Linked DNA regions of Homo sapiens: region 1 is linked to region 2. The links are chromatin loops, found by intact Hi-C in ENCODE. Cell type or tissue: endothelial cell of umbilical vein. All regions are shown on one strand. Links, peaks and the distances in the headings refer to the core of each region. The heading gives the core; the rest is flanking DNA. Region 1 overlaps USP18 (ubiquitin specific peptidase 18). Region 2 overlaps PEX26 (peroxisomal biogenesis factor 26).

The links. Peaks named below come from ENCODE experiments on the same cell type or tissue, not always from the same donor. Only the 100,000 strongest peaks of a DNase experiment are listed, where the experiment ranks them.
Region 1: a loop joins it to region 2, with 4 times the contacts of the local background. A loop is called at or near these places in 12 of 110 quality-filtered maps.

What each region holds. Positions count from the first base shown.
Region 1 is chr22:18,154,356-18,159,724 of GRCh38, reverse strand. It overlaps USP18 (ubiquitin specific peptidase 18), which reads right to left. Exons shown (of 11, transcript NM_017414.4): 2 at 1,905-2,167. The coding sequence starts at 2,061. Among named protein-coding and RNA genes, the nearest start is that of USP18, 6.9 kb to the right of the region's middle. RefSeq lists an enhancer at 3,902-4,403. In endothelial cell of umbilical vein, for the core only: a CTCF peak has its summit at 2,401; a DNase peak (open chromatin) is centred at 2,264; H3K27ac peaks cover 1,176 bases.
Region 2 is chr22:18,089,639-18,095,007 of GRCh38, reverse strand. It overlaps PEX26 (peroxisomal biogenesis factor 26), which reads right to left. Exons shown (of 5, transcript NM_001127649.3): 5 at 1-5,369. Among named protein-coding and RNA genes, the nearest start is that of PEX26, 14 kb to the right of the region's middle. RefSeq lists enhancers at 3,026-3,235, 3,256-3,315. In endothelial cell of umbilical vein, for the core only: a CTCF peak has its summit at 2,592; a DNase peak (open chromatin) is centred at 2,587; H3K4me3 peaks cover 574 bases; H3K27ac peaks cover 1,410 bases.

The sequences.
Region 1 (5,369 bases), core at 189-5,188, 65 kb before region 2:
CAGCCTGGGCAACAGAGCGAGACTCCATCTCAAAAAAAAAAAAAAAAAAAAATCCAAAAATCAGCCAGGTGTCATGACAGGTGCCTGTAGTCCCAGCTCCTTGGGAGGCTGAGGCAGGAGAATTGCTTGAACCCAGGAGGCAGAGGTTGCAGTGAGCCAAGATCATGCCACTGCACTCCAGCCTGGGCAACAAGAGTGGAATTCTGTCTCAAAAAAAAAAAAAAAGTTGACAAAAATCTAATGTTTTTCTTAAAGCTACTAAGGACATGAAGTCCTGTAAAGTCTCTCAAGTACGAAGTGTTCATTCAGCTTGCAAACAAATCGGAGAGAAGATATCAAACATGAATCTTTAAAAAGCTCTATCACAAGGGCCAAGCACAGTGGCTCACACCTGTAATCCCAGCACTTTGGGAGGCCGAGGCGGGAAGACCACCTGAGGTCAGGAGTTCAATACCAGCCTGGCCTACATGGTAAAACCTCATATTTACTAAAAATACAAAAATTAGCCGGGTGTGGTGGTGCATGCCTGTAATCCCAGCTACTCGGGAGGCTGAGGAAGGAGAACTGCTTGAACCTGGCAGGCAGATGTTGCAGTGAGCCAAGATCGTGCCACTGCACTCCAGCCTAGGCGACAAAGCAAAACTCCATCTCACACACACACACACAAAAAGTTCGATAACAAGAAAAGTTTTAATATAGTCCATTAGGAAAAGTGAGATGTCACCAAAAGTATATATTACTCACTGCCAAATGAGTAGTATGAGCAATTGTTGGGAGAGAAAAAAAAACATTAGAGAAAGCATAACTGAGAATATGGCTTCCTTTCATTCAAATCGTTCTCCACGGAGCTAAGTCCAAATGTGCATCTGTGGGGCTCAGGGATAAGAGGGACTCCCCAGTATGTCTATGTTGGAGTCCAGCGGAGAGGTCTCTGCCCAGTTCCCACTACAGGGAGGCAGGAAATAAATCAGAAGGTTACTTTGGGGAAGATTCACCTAATCCAGTGTCACCCTGAGAGGCTGAAAGGCAGAAGGAACTTATAAGAATACGAGAAAAACAAAAGATAACATTTGTCTGACCCCTAGCAACCAACCTCCTCTTTTCCAACCCAACCTTAGGCTCAGCAGACCCCACAAGGGAAGTACCACTAATCTCAGGATTCTTGGGGAAAGGGCTTTGGCTTACAAGATAGGACAGTAAGAAAGTAACAACCTGGGGTCACAGGTGAGCACAGATTTCTACTCCCAGACTATCAGGAGCACATTGCTTCCAGACAGACCCATACAAAGGTAGCAGTAAAGATGGGAACTAATGCTAAGTGCCTCTAGAATCCCAGCACTGGCTTAAAGCAGTTTCCACAGATGACCCCATTTAATCCTCCCAACAACCCTATGTGCTTGGTACTATTATTACCCCCATTTGTTTGTTTGTTTGTTTGAGACAGAGTCTCACTCTGTCACCCAGGCTGGAGTGCAGTGGCGTGATCTCAGCTCACTGCAACCTCTGCCGCCCAGGTTCAAGCAATTCTCCTGCCTCAGCCACCTAAGTAGCTGGGATTACAGGCACCTGCCACTGCGCCCAGCTAATTTTTGTATTTTTAGTAGAGACGGGGTTTCACCATTTTGGCCAGGCTGGTCTTAAACTCCCGACCTCATGATCCACTTGCCACGGCCTCCCAAACTGCTGGGATTACAGGCATGAGCCACCGCGCCCGACCTTGTTTTTGTTTTTTACAGATAGGGTTTCACTATGGCCCAGGCTGTATCCCCATCTAAAAGATGCAGAAACTCAGGCACAGGAAAGCATGAGCCGTCGAATACAAAGCTCTGCGGCTTCAGAGCGGAGGGGGTGAGCCGAACATTTACATGCAGTCAAGAAGAGGAAAACGGGAGGGGTCTAATGACCATGAGGGTAGTCCCAGGCCCTGGGACGCTCTCTGGGCTGCTCTCTCTTCATGTTGCTGTCTTCTTCCTTCTTTTCTTCAAGATCTGCCGGGGACTGCGAGGACTCAGCCAGGATGGACTGACAGATTTGCCTCAGGAGCCCAAACGCCTTGCTCATTCGTGATCACTCCAAAACCCCCAGGCCGCAGCTGCCTGGCCCGCGTTCAGGACAGCACGACTTCACTTCCAGGAAGCGCTTATGTGAGCCAGGCACGATGGAATCTCTGTGAAAATACAATGCGGGTAGGCAAGAATTAGAGAAGGAGGAATGTGTATTCATGTAATCCGTTCTGATGCCAAAGAGCAGGTCTTAGAGGGAGATAAATGTTTGGGGAGACTGACTCATAGAGCTCTAGGCTGGAAATGACAGCTAGGCTACACATCCCCTAACCTGGGTCCCAGGCGTTTCCATTCATCCTCAGAGCCGACTGCCAAATCCTAACCGGGAGCGCCCTCTTGGGAAAGGACAGGGAAGCGCGCATAGGACTTTGCTTTACAACCCAGGACCAGGCCCACTTCAGTAAAAAGCCAGCACTAAGCAAGAACTCTCAGCCCCTGATGCCAGGCTGGCATACAGGGGAAGCCTCTCAACCCGCCCAACACCCAAGGGGACCTGCGGCCCTGGCAGAACAGCCTCGTGTTCTGGCCCGCAACACTGCCGGCCAGCTGCAGCAGTCAGATAAACCTTAGCTGCAGGCAGGCTGTAGCTACCTGTCGGCCTTAGGCACATCCTGGTGCTGGGCTGGTCTCATGGCATGAATTCTGGGGGTGTGACTCAATATTGTCTCAGCCTCAGTGGCCATAGGGGTACCCGTGTACCCTCCCCCAACCCAGCACAGCTGTGTGAAGAGAGACACTGTTTGCTTGGGGGAAGAAGAGGTAAGTGGAGTACTTCGCCTTGGAACCCAGTGTGTCCGGAATTGGTGGGTGCTTGGTCTCACTGACTTCAAGAATGAAGCCGTGGACCCTCGCAGTGAGTGTTACAGTTCTTAAAGGGGGCATGTCCGCAGTTTATTCCTTCTGATGTTCGGATGTGTTCGGAGTTTCTTCCTTCTGGTGGGTTTGTGGTCTCGCTAGCTCAGGAGTGAAGCTGCAGACCTTCGCGGTGAGTGTTACAGCTCCTAATACGGCGCATCTGGAGATGTCCGTTCCTCCCGGTGGGTTCGTGGTGTCGCTGGCTTCAGGAGCGAAGCTGCGGACCTTCACGGTGAGTGTTACAGCTCTTAAGGCAGCGCGTCTGGAGTTGTTAGTCCCTCCTGGTTGGTTTGTGGTCTTGCTGGCTTCAGGAGTGAAGCTACAGACCTTCGCGGTGAGTGTTACAGTTCATAAAGGCAGTGTGGACCCAAAGAGTGAGCAGTAGCAAGACTTACTGCAAAGAATGAAACAACAAAGCTTCCACAGCATGGAAGGAAACCTGACCAGGTTGCCACTGCTGGCTCGGGCAGCCTGCTTTTATTCTCTTATCTGGCCCCACCCACATCCTGCTGATTGGTCCATTTTATAGACAGCCAATTGGTCTGTTTTACAGAGAGCTGATTGGTCCGTTTTGACAGGGTGCTGATGGGTGTGTTTACAATCCCTGAGCTAGACACAAAACGTCTCCACGTCCCCACTAGATTAGCTAGATACAGAGTGTGGACACAAAGGTTCTCCAAGTCCCCACCAGAGTAGCTAGATTCAGAGGGTCGACTGGTGCATTCACAAACCCTGAGCTAGACACAGGGTGCTGATTGGTGTGTTTACAAACCTTGAGCTAGATACAGAGTGCCGATTGGTATATTTACAATCCCTTAGCTAGACATAAAGATTCTCCAAGTCCCCACCAGACTCAGGAGCCCAGCTGGCTTCACCCAGTGGATCCCACACCTGGGCCGCAGGTGGAGCTGCCTGCCAGTCCCGCGCCGTGCGCCCGCACTCCTCAGCCCTTGGGTGGTCGGTGGGACTCGGCGGCGTGGAGCCGGGAGCGGCGCTGGTCGGGGAGGCTTGGTCCGCACAGGAGCCCATGGCTGCGGGGTGGGGAGGCTCAGGCATGGCGGGCTACAGGTCCCGAGCCCTGCCCTGCCAGGAGGCAGCTAAGGCCCGGCGAGAAATCGAGCACAGCAGCTGCTGGCCCAAGTGCTAAGCCCCTTACTGCCTGGGGCTTGCAGGCCGGCCGGCTGGCCGCTCCGAGTGCGGGCCCGCCGAGCCCACGCCCACTCGGAACTCGCGCTGGCCCACAAGCACCGCGTGCAGCCCCAGTTCCCGCCCCTGCCTCTCCCTCCACACCTCCCCGCAAGCTAAGGGAGCCCACTCCAGCCTCGGCCAGCCCAGGAAGGGGCTCCCACAGTGCAGCGGTGGGCTGAAGGGCTCCTCAAGCGTGGCCAGAGTGGGCGCCAAGGCCGAGGAGGCACCGAGAGCGAGCGAGGGCTGTGATGGCTGCCAGCACGCTGTCACCTGTCACCAGGACTAGGCTCACTACAGTAAAACCCAGTACTGGGCAGAGCCTCATCACCCTGATACTAGACCAGTACCCACAGGCAGATCTCACCCCACCCTAGTGCCAGATGAGAACCCACAGCCCCAGTAACAGGGACTGGCGATCTGGCCCACATCACTACCTGACAACTACAGTGGCCCTGGGCCCTGAATAACTTCAGCAGCAGCAAGCACGCCATCACAGCTGTGGGTCTTGGGCGTGCCCCAGTGCTGTGCCAGTCTCGGCAGCTATGGCCTTCAGGCATAACCCAGGGCTGTGTCAGCCTCAGTGGCCAAAGAATTCCAACCACAGTGATGCTGGGCTTAGAGCACCCCCCAGCACTACAACAGCTGAAGCAGTCATGGGCTTAGGGTCCTGACCAATCAGCCTCTCCCTAATCTCCTATGGGTTTCCTGATGAAAGACGAGCCCAAACAAAGCCAGGCAATGAAGACTGGCTTAGGTACCTATGTCAATGCACAGACATTGACACACAGCCATAAGGATCAAGGTCAATCAGAGAAACATGACATCACCAAATGAACAAATTAAGGTGCCAGTGACTAACCCTAAAGATATAGAGATGAGGCCTGGCATGGTGGCTCAGGCCTGTAATCCCAGCAGTTTGGGAGGCTGAGGTGGGAGGATCACTTGAGCCCAGGAGTTCAAGACTAGCCCGGGCAACATACTGAGACCCCATCTCTAAAAAAAAATTTAGATGGTCATAGTGGTGCACGCCTGTGGCCCCAAATACTGAGAAGGGTGAAGGAGGAGGATCACTTGAGGCCAGGAGTTTGAGGCTGCACTGAACTATGATTGTGCCACTACACTCCAGCCTGGGCAACAAATGAGACCTTGTATCTAAATAAATAAATAAGATGAAATAAAATAATAATAATGGGTAACATCGAAGCACTATTTCTTATAAAAGGTGAAAGCCTTTTATATGTACTGTCTTATTTATCCTTACAC
Region 2 (5,369 bases), core at 161-5,160:
AAATCCTGGTACCTGTATGCCTAGATTCAAATCCCAGCTCTACCATTTAAAAGCGGTGGGGCACTGGGCACATTAGCCCCTCTGAGTCTGTTTTGCTGTCTCTAAAATGATAATATCTACCTCGCTGGCTTGAACCCAAGAGGAGGGTGCAGTGAGCCGAGATCGCACCACTGCACTCCAGCCTAGGTGACAAGAGCAAGATTCCATCTCAAAAAAAAAAAGAAGAAAAGAAAAGAAAAGAAAAAAAAAGCCAAAGGAAAATAAGAAACTAGCTATGGAGGCAGAAAAGGGGCAGTCAGTGGGGTCAGAGACAAGGCAAGAAGCCAAAGAAGGGATGGCCCTCTACCGCATTTGGAAAATAAGCCTGTAACATAAAAGTATGCATGCATTTTTCTGAGGGCAAGAACCTGTAGGTTACATTCTGAGGACCATACAAATCGGTTTTCCACCTAAGAAACTTCTCCATGTAAATTATGTTGAGGTCGTCATTAAAGAAGCTTTTTTCTCTCCAGGTGCCGTGGCTCACGCCTGTAATCCCAGCACTGTGGGAGGCGGATCACGAGGTCAGGAGATCGAGACCATCCTGGCTAACACGGTGAAACCCAGTCTCTACTAAAAATACCAAAAAATTAGCCAGGCGTGGTGGCGGGCGCCTATAGTCCCAGCCACTCGGGAGGCTGAGGCAGGAGAATGGTGTGAACCCAGGAGGCGGAGCTTGCAGTGAGCTGAGATCACGCCACTGCATTCCAGCCTGGGTGACAGAGCGAGACTCCATCTCAAAAAAAAAAGGCTTTTTTCTGAAATGACACTCTTCTACAAAAGTGCTTTCATTTCTTCACCAAGTCTCTGCTATTATCTGACACCTGTCCGTCCCACCTTGGATAGTACAAAAGTGACAAGAGGATGCTAAAAGTTTTAAAGGGGCTGTTGGAAAATACGAGCTGGGAAACATGTAGAGCTAAATATGAGCTCAGGTCAATATTAAAATTGGAAGTAGGTCACAGAATCCCAACCCCACATATTTGGATCCAGCCCTTGGTGAGTGGGCCTTGGACTGTACTTCACAATCCCATCTTCACCTGCAGTTGTCCGGCCAACATGGCCCCTTCCCGCCTGCCCTTTCCTAACCACCTCCACTCTCTCTAGTGAAGACGCTGAGCTCGCAGCCATGCTGGTTGCACACTGCCATTTTCTACAGGTTCTCAAGTGCATGGGCTGCCAAGAGGGTTGGGTGTTTACATTTATTTTTAATAGAAATGGGGTCGTACCCGGGGCATCTCTTTTCTTCATACTGCAATGTTGCTAGATACACAATCAGACACCAGAGGGTTGGGCATTCTTGCAATACCTTAACAGTGCTGAAACCTGCAGCATGGTACTAAGGAAGTTAAAGTTAGAATGTAACCACTTTATTTAAAAGGTTTATTTTTGTTTTTTTTTTTTTTAAGACGGAGTCTTGCTCTGTCCCCCAGGCTGGAGTGCAGTGGCGCCATCTAGGCTCACTGCAAGCTCCGCCTCCTGGGTTCACGCCATTCTTCTGCCTCAGCCTCCCGAGTAGCTGGGGCTACAGGCACCCGCCACCACGCCCGGCTAATTTTTTGTATTTTTTTAGTAGAGATGGGATTTCACCGTGTTAGCCAGGATGGTCTCGATCTCCTGACCTCGTGATCCACCTGCCTCGGCTTCCCAAGGTGCTGGGATTACAGGCGTGAGCCACCGCGCCCGGCCAGGTTTTTTTCTTTAATTTAAATGAAATGGGGTTGAAGTGAACATGATCTTGTTGACCATGTTCGTGAATTATAGATGCAACATGCATTGGTAGAATCGTGTGATGGTCTTTTGTGATACTTAATTTTTACATATCCCAGTCTCTGTATGTATCTGCACAAAGAAAAAACAAACTCCTGCTTTGCTCTTATTGAAGGGTTCCCAGGACTGCGTGTCTGCTCCTGAGCTCTGTTTTAAGTATGTGTATCCTTTGCTTGTATTTTGTATTAAAAAAGTAAGAAAAAGAACCCTTTATTGTTGAGCATGTTGGCATTGTCCCGTTTATTTTTTTCTCTTTTTGGGACATATGAAGCAAGTTATTCTTTTTCTGTATCTTTTTTTCTTTTGTAAACTTTTTGTTTTTTTCTTGTTTAAAATTGGCTTTATAAAAGGGCTTTTATAACCCACCCCCCCCCCAAAAAAAAGAAATGGGGTCCCACTAGGTTGCCCAGGCTAGCTTTGAACTCCTAGGCTCAAGCAATCCTCCCACTCTGGCCTCCCAAAGTGCTGGGATTATAGGTGTGAGCCACCATGCCAAGTTAAAAAAAAAAAAAAAGTCTGTGAAGCAGGAGTTGCAGGAAAAAAAAGAATTAGTTAATTAATTAGGGGGAAAAAAGCTGAAAGAAAATCAACCGTATTAATAGTAATTATTTCTGAGTGGTGGGATCACGAGTCCTGTATTTCCTTCTATGCAATTAATATTTTCTAAAATATACATGCATTGCTTTAAGACAAGAAAAATACTTGCTGTTTTATCAAGAGGCCTAGAGGTGGCAAACAATGTCTGGATCCGTACACCACCGCTGGAGGAATGCAGAGGCGGGCGGGGGCGCGACAGGCTGCTAGGCACCGTGCCCACTGTCTGTCCTGTAGCTTCCTACCAGCCCGAAACACTGAGGTTTCCAGAGGCAGCGAGGCAAAAGGGCCAGACATTTTTCTGGTTAACACTCCATGTATTCAGTTTCCAAAGGTGCTAGGCCAGGGCGGTGAGGCCGACCTTGGCCAGGCCGTGGGTGGGTTGCTTGACTAGGCCAGAGAGTAAATCAGTAGAATTCCCACAGGCCCCATCTGTGGATGTGAGGCCAAAGTCCATCGGCCCCACGGCTTTTCCGTGCTGGGAGGGAGGAAAGCAGAGGACGGCACAGGGAGGCTGGGAGGGAGGAAGGAAAGCAGACGACGGCACAGGGAGGTGCCCTACTCGCGGTTCATGTCATCACTTTCGCTTTCTGACAGTTCCTTGGGCTGCTTTAAGTGGATAGCAGAGGCCACCTTCTAGATGTAGAAAGAAACTGAACGTCCAGAGTGTGAACTGGCCTGCTTGTATCTCCCCTCGGCGGCAGTGGTGGTTGCCAGCCTGGCTTGCGTTTGCCCAAAAGTAATAGTAAAGAGCTCTGACCACTGCTGCTCACCCTAAACTTGGGGCTGCTGTACTTGTAGGCTTTGGAAAGCATGGAGGGGTTTCCACATATTAAAAAGGAAAAGGGCACCAGGTCTGTGCTCTGTGACCCCATCACGCAACGGAATGACACACAGCTATGAAGAATGAGGCTGCTCCACATATGCTGGGACTGAGAAAGGTTTTTGTGTTTTGTTTCGTTTCTGAGACCAAGTTTCACTCTTTGTTGCCCAGGTGGGAGTGCAATGGCGCGATCTCAGCTCACTGCAACCCTTGCCTCCCGGGTTCAAGTGATTCTCCTGCCTCAGCCTCCTGAGTAGCTGGGATTACAGGTACCCACCACCATGCCCGGCTCATTTTTTTTTTGTATTTTTAGTAGAGATGGGGTTTCACCATGTTGGCCATGCTGATCTCGAACTCCTGACTTCAGGTGATTCACCCACCTTGGCCTCCCAAAGTGCTGGGATTACAGGCATGCGCCACCGCGCCCAGCCGAGAATTGTTTTTTTTCTTTTTAAACGTGGCACAGTGTGTGTAGTGTATGTGACTACTATCATTTGTGTAAGAGAAAGAAAAGTTTACTATCAGAGACTGTATCTGGAGGGATAAACAGACTGGCAAGGGTTGCCTCTGGGCAAGAAACTGGGGAATAGAGAGCGGGAGTAGAAAGACTGTATTAGCTGGGTGTGGCAGCACACACTGTAGGCCCAGCTACTCCAGAGGCTGAGGGGAAGACTTGCTCAAGCCCAGGAGTTCAGGTCCAGCCTGGGCAACACAGCAAGACTAAAAAAAAACAACTTTCTTTTCCAAGAATACCCTTTTTGTAACTTTTGAATTCCGTATTTTTTAATGGTCTATGGTCTACAAACACTCATGTGCAAACACATACACGCAGAATAGGGATCACCTGCACGAAGCTATGAACTATTTCCTCATCCCTTCTAGCCCCTTCCTAGAGGCGAACCCTCCGCCCCCACCCCCAGGCACTATCTGTCCTGCTTGCACCCACCTCCACCCAGGGCTGGCCAACAATAGCCTGTTTCCTCTCCATTCCACCCCTCTCCCCCACCCTCCCATCCCACCACAGAAGAGGATTACTGGTTCCTGCTTTCCTTAGCGCCCCTAAATTTAAAGGTATCTGTTCTATGTTGCATGCTTCAGAACCCTGTAGAAACAACCAGCAAATCCACTGTTGATACGCAATTACCCCTCTTGGATGCATCTGCAACAAGCACTCCCCAGCTTCGAAGGGGCAGCAAAGAAGTTCACAATTACAAGACCATGGGGTCACGACCACAGAAGCGATATGAAACAGGTCCCGGGACACAGGGAGGGGCAGAAAGAATTCTTTGAGTAAGCCTGGAAGGTGGAGGGGCTCACCAGGCCAAGAGCAGGTGCTAGGCCTTCAGTAGGAACAGTGCGAGCCAAGGCACAGAGGCCAAGGGGAGCGAGCTGTAGCTGTGATGGTGGGCAGCTGGAAGGCCGCACATATAATCAACAGGGGACCCACATCAAAGGGGAGATCTTAGCCAAAACCAGCACATAGGGGCCTTCAATTCCATGAAGAATTTAGATGTTATCCAGTGAGCCATGGGAAGCCATTGAAGCGTTTTATCTAGGGTAGTTAAGTGGGCCCAGATTTTCATTTTAAGAAATCATTCTATAGAAGGAATCTCAAACCTCACCTGACTGCTTTTCTCCCCCCAGGGTTCTAAGCTTTACTTAAAAGCCCATATAAAAAAGTATAGATTTGCTTCCTACAGACTTGAACCATGCCCTAAGGATTTAATTCTAAGGGGCCTGTGAAGTTTACCTACTTTACTCATTTTTCTAAAGAAAAGTTGGCCGGGCGCGATGGCTCACACCTGTAATCCCAGCACTTTGGGAGGCCTAGGTGGGTGGATCACAAGTTCAGGAGATCGAGACCATCCCGGCTAACACAGTGAAACCCAGACTCTACTAAAAATACAAAAATATTAGCCAGGCGAGGTGGTGGGCACCTGTAGTCCCAGCTACTCGGGAGGCTGAGGCAGGAGAATGGCATGAACCCGGGAGGCGGAGCTTGCAGTGAGCTGAGATCACGCCACTGCACTCCAGCCTGGGTGACAGAGACTCCATCTCAAAAACAAACAAACAAACAAACAAACAAAACAAAAGAAAACTTGTTGCCTTGCAACCCCCGAAAATGTACCAAGGAAAAGCTAGC